Linked DNA regions of Homo sapiens: region 1 is linked to region 2. A link is an interaction called in ENCODE POLR2A ChIA-PET data of the cell type or tissue named here. Cell type or tissue: K562. All regions are shown on one strand.

Region 1 (5,000 bases), 140 kb before region 2:
GGGGACCCGGACCCCTGCGGTAGAGCAAACTATCCACGCCTCGGAGCAGCGTGTCCACTTGGCTCCCAGGGCCGTCCTGCCCAGCCTGCAGCGTCTCCACGGCCTTCTCCTGCTGCCGCCGGGCTTCCAGGCCCTCCATATCGGGCTGGTGGCAGTGCCCACGCATCACAGTCACCCGCTGTCCCTGGGTGATGGCCCGGCTCCGGCAGCCGTGCAGCGCGTGGTCCCGGCAGGTCCAATACACCTTGTCCCCGACAGCCTTCTCCCGCTTGTAGAGGAACGACTCGTGTACCAGGAAGCTGCCCCCGTAGCACGTCCTCAGGAACTCGAGGGGCCGGGCCTGTCCTAGAGGAGAGACCCAAGTGGTCACATCACCAGGGGTGGAGAGGAGCCCAGGAGGGACAGCCCCTGCAGACTGTGGGGGCTGACACGAGCCTTTCTCCTTTAAGGCTGAAATTTACCCTGGCTTCCTGAGCCAGATATGTCAGAGGCCCCAAACCCATTCCCACTGAACCCCTACCACCAAGCGACCCGGAGGAGAGTCTCATTCCTCTCCTAGCGGTCAGTGAGGCCACCCCAGCTCACCCCTACCACCGAGTGACCCAGAGGAGAGTCTCATTCCTCTCCTAGCTGTCAGTGAGGTCACCCCAGCTCAGGCCTGCTCAATGTTGCATCAAGGTTACACCGGGAGGGGCCAACCTGGACTCAGACTCAGTGGTCTCTGTTTTCTGTCACTCCTGCTCATATTTTTTTTAGGTTTTGTTTAACAAATCTACCCATTTTTGAATAAAACACACAAGGTATAATACATTCAAATGGTTCGAAAAGATCACAGTGAAAAATAAGTCTCCCTGTTCCCTGCACCTCCCTTCCCACCCCAGGTGCCCAGGGCAGGGGCCACCTCAGATCCTTAAGGCTGTGTCAGGAGCCACGTGGCCTCCTCGAACCCAAGCCCATGTCCCAGTTACTGGTAATAAAACAGCCAGAACTCCCATCTGCCACTTGCCAAGCCCCAAATGTGCAATTTACACAACAATCCAGGTTATCACAGCCACCTTAGGATAAAGCTCCTGAAACTCCAGAAATTAAGCCAATTTTCTGAGGCTACAGAGCTACCATCAGGGAGGGCTGAAAGTTGAACCTAGGACCCAAAACCCAAGACTCTCCCACCAGCCATCTTTTTTTTTTTTTTTTTTTTTTTTTTGAGACAGGGTCCTGCCACGTCGCCCAGGCTGGAGTACAATGGCTCGATCTTGGCTCACTGCAACCTCCGCCTCCAAGCAATTCTGCCTTAGCCTCCCGAGTAACTGGGATTGCAGGCGCCTCCACGCCCAGCTAATTTTTTTTTTTTTTTTTTGAGACAGAGTCTTGCTCTTTTGCCCAGGCTGGAGTGCGGTGGCACGATCTTGGCCCACGGCAAGCTCCGCCTCCCGGGTTCACGCCATTCTCCTGCCTCAGCCTCCCGAGTAGCTGGGACTACAGGCGCCCGCTACCACGCCTGGCTAATCTTTTTTTGTATTTTTTTAGTAGAGACAGGGTTTCACTGTGTTAGCCAGGATGGTCTCAATCTCCTGACCTCGTGATCCGCCCACCTCGACCTCCCAAAGTGCTGGGATTACAGGCGTGAGCCAAAGCGCCCAGCCTCGCCAGGCTAGTTTTTTGTATCTTTAGTAGAGACAGGGTTTCACTATGTTGGCCAGGCTGGTCTTGAACTCCTGACCTCATGATCCGCCCACCTCAGCCTCCGAAAGTGCTGAGATTACAGGCATGAATCACTGCAGCAGGCCTAGGTGTCTTTCCTGAACTTAATGGACACTAGAATTGCATGGGAACCAGATAAAATTCTGATTTTTTTTTTTGAGACAGGGTCCAGGTCTCTTGTCCAGGCTGGAGGGCAGTGGCGTGATCCCGGCTCACTGCAGCCTCAATCTCCCTAGCTTAAGTGATCCTCCCACCTCAGTCTCCCAAGTGGCTGAGACCACAGGCACACACCACAACAGCTGGCTGATTTTTTGTAGATATGGGGTCTCACTATATTGGCCAGGCTGGTCTTGAACTCCTCGGCTCAAGTGATCCTCCTGCCCCAGCCTCCCAAAGTGCTAGGATTATAGGCATGAACACTGTGCCCAGCCCACATTTATGTATTTTTTTTTTTTTTTTTTTTTTTTTACTGAGATGGAGTCTCGCTCCAGTCACCAGGCTGGAATACAGTGGAGCGATCTGGGCTTACTGCAACCTCTGCCTCCTGGGTTCAAGCGATTCTCCTGCCTCAGTCTCCTGAGTAGCTGGGATTACAGGTGCGCACCAGCATGCCCGGCTAAGTGTTGTATTTTTAGTAGAGACAGGGTTTCACCAAGTTGATCAGGCTGATCTCGAACTCCTGACCTCATGATCCGTCCGCCTTGGCCTCCCAAAGTGCTGGGATTATAGGCGTGAGCCACTGTGCCCGGCCACATTTATATTTTTAAAAGTCATTTTAGCTTTGAGTACATTTTAAAAGACCCTGTGGGACCCCACATTTCTATTTGGGCTGAGGAAGGGCCCTCGGGTCCCCTGCCCCGAGTGGACGCAGCAGGGGAGTGGATTGTACTCACCCAGCCCCAGGATCGAGCGCTTCTTGGGCGGCAGGCTCAGCAGTGACAGGGCTCGGGGTGCCTCCTCCTCCTCCAGGGCCGGCTTGCTCAGCACCAGCCCAGGAGTGGGCTCGGGCTCCTCAGGGCACTGCCACGGGCCCACCCCCTCCAGGGGCTCCTCCACTCGGCCTCCAGGGCCCTCAGGACCCTGGGGCTCTCCCAAGCCCTCTGGCAGGGCCAGGCTGGGCAGTTTCTCCCTCTGGCGCCGGGCCTCCAGGCCTTGCTCATCGGGCGCGTGGCAGTGGCCCCGCATCACTGTGGCCCGCAGGCCTCGGGTGATGGCCCGGCCCCGGCAGCCCAGCTCAGCATGTTGGCGGCACTTCCAGTACACCTTGTCCCCCACTGCCTTCTCCTGCTTGTACAGGAAGGACTCCAGCACCAGGAGGCGGCCCCCGAATGGTGTCCTCAGGAACTCCAGGGACTGAGGGGCTGCTGGGGGAACGGGAAGGCTAGGTTAGCTAAGCTAGAGCAAAGCTCAGGGTCGCAGGCACAGAGAGCCAGGGAGGGCGTGGGGATCCTGAGTATGGCAGGTGCCTTCTCCTCCTGCTCCCAAGCAAGAAGCCCAGACTCTCAGGGCTGGTTTTTATTTTGGGGGTGGTAGTGGATGTTTTTAGGGAGCTGAAGGAATTCTGCACGTCACTGCAACTCCCAGGAGCTCCTGGTACCTGACTGTGATCATCCCACCAGCCTCGGACACGCTCAGGATCAGAGACCAAGAGGCTGAGCTTGGAGCAAGGACAAGACACTATGCTTGAAGCAGGGTGTACAGGGCCTGCTGGGAGCGCTGGAACCCACGGGGTGGCTGGGCAGGGGCGGGAAGCCACACCTCACCTGCATCCAGCTTGCTGCACTTCTGTTCAGGCATCTCTAGGGCTGGCTGGACCACCCCTCCCTGCTCCTCAACTGGCAGGATCTGCAAGGTGCTGGCGAGGGTGGCGGGGCCAGCCATCTCCAGGGACAGGACGCAGTGCACTTCCTGGGGCTTGGATCCCACCCCATCCTCATCTTGGTCGGAGGCTGTGAGCAGCACCAGTTTGGAGAACTCCCTGGGCTTCCTGGGGGCTGCCGGGATGACGTCCGTGCCTGGCTTGGGGGATGGCTCCTGGCCGGCCTTCACACTCTCGCCCTCCTGCTCGCTGGGCTCGGGCAGGGGCATCCCGGGACCCAGGGCCTGTCCCTCAGGCCACGCTCAGCACCCAGCAAGGAACCTGGAGTGCAGTGGTTCCGTCCTAAGGAAGGAAGCAAAATCCCGTCAGTGGTGGAAGCCCTTGGGGGACTCTAGACGTGGATCTGGGAGGGAGGTGGGGCAGATGGGGCTGCCTCACTGCTCGCTGGGGCCAAGACTGGCCGGGGGCCTGATGGAACTAGGCTTCTGCTCTGCCAGTTCCTCTCCTGGCAGCCTTAGGTACGTCAGCCCCATCCAACCCCACTTTCCCCATCTGGAAAATGTGCACAATAAACACCCTCCACAAGGGGCCATCAGAGTGACTAATGGACTAAGAGCTCAGCCACATGCTGAGCACGGACGAAGGGTTTCCACCCGCGTTTCCAGTCCCCCCTCCAGTCCCTACATTATGACGGCAGAACGTTCTTATTGACCCAGTTATAGACGAGGATAGTGAGGCACAGACACCTGTGATACACTTGAGGCTGAAGAGGCGGGAAGCTGAGACCCGTTTCTGCTCAGATGCCCAGGGACTTGTCAGGACCTTTTTGGAAACCATGTGCTTCACCAGGACGCCAGGCACCTGTCTCAGGCATGTGGGCCTGGTACGCAGAGCCCTTTCCAGAGGACGGCACCACATCACGGCCTGGGAGGCAGAAAGCCCTTTCTGGGCTCAGGCAGACCCAGTCCCTATCCTAGCCTGGAGGCCCCAGGCCACCCCCACTTCAGGAGATACCAGGGCCCCACAGTGGCAGCCACCTTGTGCCGGAGCTGTTGCTGTGGCTGCCTCGGCTGGTCGGGGACGGGGCTGTGGTGGTGTCTGGAGAATTCTGAGGTCACCACGGGTTCCAGCCTGGAGAGGCAGAAAGGTCAGATAATGGGGAACCAGCACAGGGCTGGGGTGGGGGCCTGGGGGCAGTCAGTGGCAGTCATGGTGTGGGGTGGGGCTTTTTGTGTGGGGAAAAGAGAGAGAGATCATATTGTTACTGTGTCTATGTAGGAAAGGAAGACATAAGAAACTCCATTTTGATCTGTACGAAGAAAAATTGCTCTGCTTTGTGATGCTGTTAATCTGTAACTTTAACCCCAACCCTGTGCTCACAGAAACATGTGCTGTACTGAATCAAGGTTTAATGGATTTAAGGCTGTGCAGGATGTGCCTTGTTAACAATATGTTTGCAGACAGTATGCCTGGTAAAAGT
Region 2 (5,000 bases):
GAGGATCTCTTGAGCCCAGGAGTTCGAGAACAAGTTGGGCATCATTGCAAGACCCCATCTCTGGAAAAAAAAATTGCTAGGTGCTGTGGCATGCACCTGTGGTCCCAACTACTTGGGAAGCTGAGGTGGCAGGATCACTTGAGCCCAGAGGTCAAGGACGCAGGGAGTTGTGATTGTACCACTGCACTCCAGCCTGGGTGACAGAGCAAGACCCTGTCTCTCTCTCCCTTTTTATTTTTTTTTGAGACAGAATCTCACTGCGTCGCCCAGGCTGGAGTGCAGTGGCATAATCTCGGCTCACTGCAACTTCCACCTCCCGGGTTCAAGCAATTCCTGTGCCTCAGCCTCCCGAGTAGCTGAGATTGCAGGCGCCCACCATCAGGCCTGGCTAATTTTTGTATTTTTAGTAGAGACGAGGTTTCACCATGTTGGCCAGGCTCGTCTCAAACCCCTGACCTCAAATGAGCCACCCATCTCGGCTTCCCAAAATGCAGGGATTACAGGCATGAGCCACCATGCTTGGCCAAGACCCTGTCTCTTTAAAAAAAAAAAGAAAGAAAAACAAAAAAAAAAAAAAGGAAAAAAGTACAACTATGGCAGGGCTGCAAAGGAGGCAGGAGGAGGTGGCAGAGCAGAAGGCTGAGGGATAAGAGGAGTTCACTATGCAGAGAGGGACTTGAGAGACTTCTAGGCAGCGAACACTGTGTATGAGCCCAAGAGGGAACTACAGGGCCCTGGACCATCCGGGCCCCGGTCCTCCACGGGCCTCGAGAGAAGGGGAGTTCCTGTCCCCTGACCCCAGCATCTTGCTCTGTCTCGGCCACCCCAAACCAAAGACTGCACTGGTCCCCAAGGTCAAGTCTCCCCCTGCCTCTGGTCAAGTAAGGAGTGCCACCAACTTTGAACCAGTCCCTTTCCACCTCCAGCTGCTCCAGACCCCGGATCTGGAAGGGGGCTGGCCATGCTGGGGTCTCTGGGTGGAGCTGTCTGGCCAGGACTTCCGTCTGAGATGGGATTTCTGGACAGAACAATGGAGCGCAGAAGCTCCAGCAACGTGTGCTCTGCAGGGAGCCCAGGTCAGGTTTGGAGAGGAGTTGCCCCGGATCCTGCAGAGCTTCCCCACCTGACTGCCACCCCTCCCAGCACCTACCCGCACCACTGCTCTCCGCCAGCCCCCACTTCTAGTACCTTGGCGCAAGGCAGGCTTCCTTTGAGAAACCCATTGACCCTTTCCTGCCACCTCTGAAGCTCTGCTCAAAGCATCTTTGTTTGAGGCTGGTCCGGTAAAGCCACAGCCCCGCCCCGGCCCTGTTCATTACTCCTTGGCTGAGCCTCGCGCTCTCCTGGCACTTTAAGCCCCCAGGCCCTCCCTCAACCCCAGTCAGCAGAAGGCGCCAGGCTGTGAGGGTGAGAGCAAGCCAGGGGCTGTGGGGGCTGCAGGGGCAGCCAGTGGGTGAGGATGAGGGTGAGGACGAGGAGGGGTGAAGGATGGGGGAGGGGGTGAGGATGAGGGAAGTGGTGAAGATGAGGGAGGGGAGTGAGGAGGAAGGGGGTGAGGATAGAGGAGGGGGTGAGGATGAGGGAGGGGGTGACGATGGGGGGGTGAAGGATGGAGGAGGGGTGATGAGAGAGGAGTGAGGATGAGGGAGGGGGTGAAGGATGAGGGAGGGGGTGAGGATGAGACAGGGGTGAGGATGAGGGAGGGGGTGAGGATGAGGGAGGGGAGTGAGGAGGAGGGGGCTGAGGATGGAGGAGGGGGTGAGGATAGAGGAGGGGTGAGGATGAGGGAGGGGTGAGGATGAGAGAGGGGTGAGGATGAGAGGTGAGGATGAGGGAGGGGGTGAGGATGAGGGAGGGGAGTGAGGAGGAGCAGGGGTGACGATGGAGGACGGGGTGAGGATAGAGGAGGAGGTGAGGATGAGGGAGGGGGTGAGGATGAGAGAGGGATGAGGATGAGGGAAGGGGTGAGGATAAGGGAGGGGAGTGAGGAGGAGGGGGGTGAGGATGGAGGAGGGAGTGAGGATGAGGGAGGGGGTGAGGATGAGGGAGGGGGTGAGGATGGGGGAGGGGGATGAGGGAGGGAGTGAGGATGACCGAGGGGGGTTAGGCTCCAGGGCTTCTGTCGAGACCAAGGATGCCCAAATATCTGGGTGGTGGGTGCTGCATACCTGGGCCCTGGGCAGAACGAAGGGTATACAGCCTGGGCCACCAGGATAAGTCCAGAACCCACCAGGAGCTGAGGACAGACAGAAGGACCACGGAGGGGGTGACGGGCTGGTGTGAGGATTGGTGCCCCTGGGCCAGGACTCTCCTCTCTTCTCCCTGCTGGCTCCAGACCAGAGTCCAAGCCCTAGGCAGTGCCACCCTTACCCAGCCCAGCCTTGAAGACAGAATGAGAGGGGTTTCCTGTCTCCAGGTCCTGCTCCTTCTGGTGCTGGGTGAGTGGGGACAGGGACTGGGGGTGAGGGCCGCAGACACCTTGGCTCCCAGTTCTCCCATCTCACTGCTCCCTGGGCCGGGCTCCCTGGAGCACTCTTGGGCTTTCTAATCTTGATTCCAAGGGCTCAATCCTCTCTGCCACTGACCTTGACCTCACCACACCTCGATGTGCTTGTCGGTGTCATGCTCATACGCCCTTGCCCCCTGCACCTTCACAGTGCTCTGGGGAGGGTTAAATAAGATAACAGACGGCACGAAAGCCTGGCGCAATGTCAGGGCAACATTGTTTCACCCTCCTTCCTCATCTCTGGCCTCCCCTCCAACTCCGTTATTTGACACCAAATCTATAATCTGGTCCCTTCCCTGCTTCCTCCTCCAGGAGCTGCTGGGACTCAGGGAAGGAAGTCTGCAGGTGAGGAAGCCTCGGAGTCCACCCGAGTCAGCCCCTCCTGGACCTCGGCCCCGTGTCTCCCCACCAACACCTGCCTCCCAGGCCCCAGGTCCTCAGCCAACCCTCACCGCCCCTGGTCCTTTTCTAGCCTGCGGGCAGCCCCGCATGTCCAGTCGGATCGTTGGGGGCCGGGATGGCCGGGACGGAGAGTGGCCGTGGCAGGCGAGCATCCAGCATCGTGGGGCACACGTGTGCGGGGGGTCGCTCATCGCCCCCCAGTGGGTGCTGACAGCGGCGCACTGCTTCCCCAGGTCAGCGCTCACCGAGGGCCCAGGCGGGGTGTGCAAGGAAGGCAAGGCCCGCAGAGGACCGGGCGTGGCCTGGCAGAGGCGTTGGGGTCGAGGCGGGCTGGAGGGGGTCGAGGACCCGGTGCTGGAAGTAGTCCCCCGCTCCTGTCCTGCAGGAGGGCACTGCCAGCTGAGTACCGCGTGCGCCTGGGGGCGCTGCGTCTGGGCTCCACCTCGCCCCGCACGCTCTCGGTGCCCGTGCGACGGGTGCTGCTGCCCCCGGACTACTCCGAGGACGGGGCCCGCGGCGACCTGGCACTGCTGCAGCTGCGTCGCCCGGTGCCCCTGAGCGCTCGCGTCCAACCCGTCTGCCTGCCCGTGCCCGGCGCCCGCCCGCCGCCCGGCACACCATGCCGGGTCACCGGCTGGGGCAGCCTCCGCCCAGGAGGTAAGGCAGGAGGGCGGGGCTCCGAGGCATCCGGGAGCCCCCACGTCCTCCTCCATCTGACTGGAAATCCCAGCCCCTCACTGCCCCAATCCAGGACCCAGCGCGGCTTCTAGGGAACAAAACCTCCTCTCACTCAGAGCTCAGCTTCTCCCACTGGCCCCCGCTCCACGCCTTCCTCTCAGAGGTCCCTCCTCTTCCCCCAGTGCCCCTCCCAGAGTGGCGACCGCTACAAGGAGTAAGGGTGCCGCTGCTGGACTCGCGCACCTGCGACGGCCTCTACCACGTGGGCGCGGACGTGCCCCAGGCTGAGCGCATTGTGCTGCCTGGGAGTCTGTGTGCCGGCTACCCCCAGGGCCACAAGGACGCCTGCCAGGTGTGCACCCAGCCTCCCCAGCCTCCGGAGTCCCCTCCCTGTGCCCAGCACCCTCCCTCCCTGAACTCCAGGACCCAGGACATCCCAACTCAGGCTCAGGATCCTGGCCTCCAACCTAGAGGCACCACGCCAGGGGTCTGGAACCCTGAGAACTGAAGTCCTGGGAGGGCTGGGACTTAGGCTCCTCTTTCTCCTGCAGGGTGATTCTGGGGGACCTCTGACCTGCCTGCAGTCTGGGAGCTGGGTCCTGGTGGGCGTGGTGAGCTGGGGCAAGGGTTGTGCCCTGCCCAACCGTCCAGGGGTCTACACCAGTGTGGCCACATATAGCCCCTGGATTCAGGCTCGCGTCAGCTTCTAATGCTAGCCGGTGAGGCTGACCTGGAGCCAGCTGCTGGGGTCCCTCAGCCTCCTGGTTCATCCAGGCACCTGCCTATACCCCACATCCCTTCTGCCTCGAGGCCAAGATGCCTAAAAAAGCTAAAGGCCACCCCACCCCCCACCCACCACCTCCTGCCTCCTCTCCTCTTTGGGGATCACCAGCTCTGACTCCACCAACCCTCATCCAGGAATCTGCCATGAGTCCCAGGGAGTCACACTCCCCACTCCCTTCCTGGCTTGTATTTACTTTTCTTGGCCCTGGCCAGGGCTGGGCGCAAGGCACGCAGTGATGGGCAAACCAATTGCTGCCCATCTGGCCTGTGTGCCCATCTTTTTCTGGAGAAAGTCAGATTCACAGCATGACAGAGATTTGACACCAGGGAGATCCTCCATAGCTGGCTTTGAGGACACGGGGACCACAGCCATGAGCGGCCTCTAAGAGCTGAGAGACAGCCGGCAGGGAATCGGAACCCTCAGACCCACAGCCGCAAGGCACTGGATTCTGGCAGCACCCTGAAGGAGCTGGGAAGTAAGTTCTTCCCCAGCCTCCAGATAAGAGCCCCGCCGGCCAATCCCTTCATTTCAACCTAAAGAGACCCTAAGCAGAGAACCTAGCTGAGCCACTCCTGACCTACAAAGTTGTGACTTAATAAATGTGTGCTTTAAGCTGCTCCATTTGTGCTG

What was found. Peaks named below come from ENCODE experiments on the same cell type or tissue, not always from the same donor. Only the 100,000 strongest peaks of a DNase experiment are listed, where the experiment ranks them.
Region 1: POLR2A ChIA-PET joins it to region 2 with 5 read pairs; 5 of 35 experiments call an interaction of 5 or more read pairs at or near these places.

What each region holds. Positions count from the first base shown.
Region 1 is chr16:2,928,475-2,933,474 of GRCh38, reverse strand. FLYWCH1 (FLYWCH-type zinc finger 1) reads right to left here. Exons shown (of 10, transcript NM_001308068.2): 3 at 3,465-3,862; 4 at 2,595-3,065; 5 at 1-345. The coding sequence starts at 3,789. Among named protein-coding and RNA genes, the nearest start is that of FLYWCH1, 19 kb to the right of the region's middle. RefSeq lists an enhancer at 4,816-5,000. In K562, no CTCF peak of the experiment used is centred here; no DNase peak of the experiment used is centred here.
Region 2 is chr16:2,783,940-2,788,939 of GRCh38, reverse strand. PRSS33 (serine protease 33) reads left to right here and starts at 1,380. Exons shown (of 7, transcript NM_152891.3): 1 at 1,380-1,407; 2 at 2,336-2,438; 3 at 2,819-2,851; 4 at 2,979-3,141; 5 at 3,294-3,565; 6 at 3,769-3,938; 7 at 4,138-4,987. The coding sequence starts at 2,393. The coding sequence ends at 4,296. In K562, a CTCF peak has its summit at 3,117 (motif pointing left); a DNase peak (open chromatin) is centred at 3,115; H3K27me3 peaks cover 739 bases.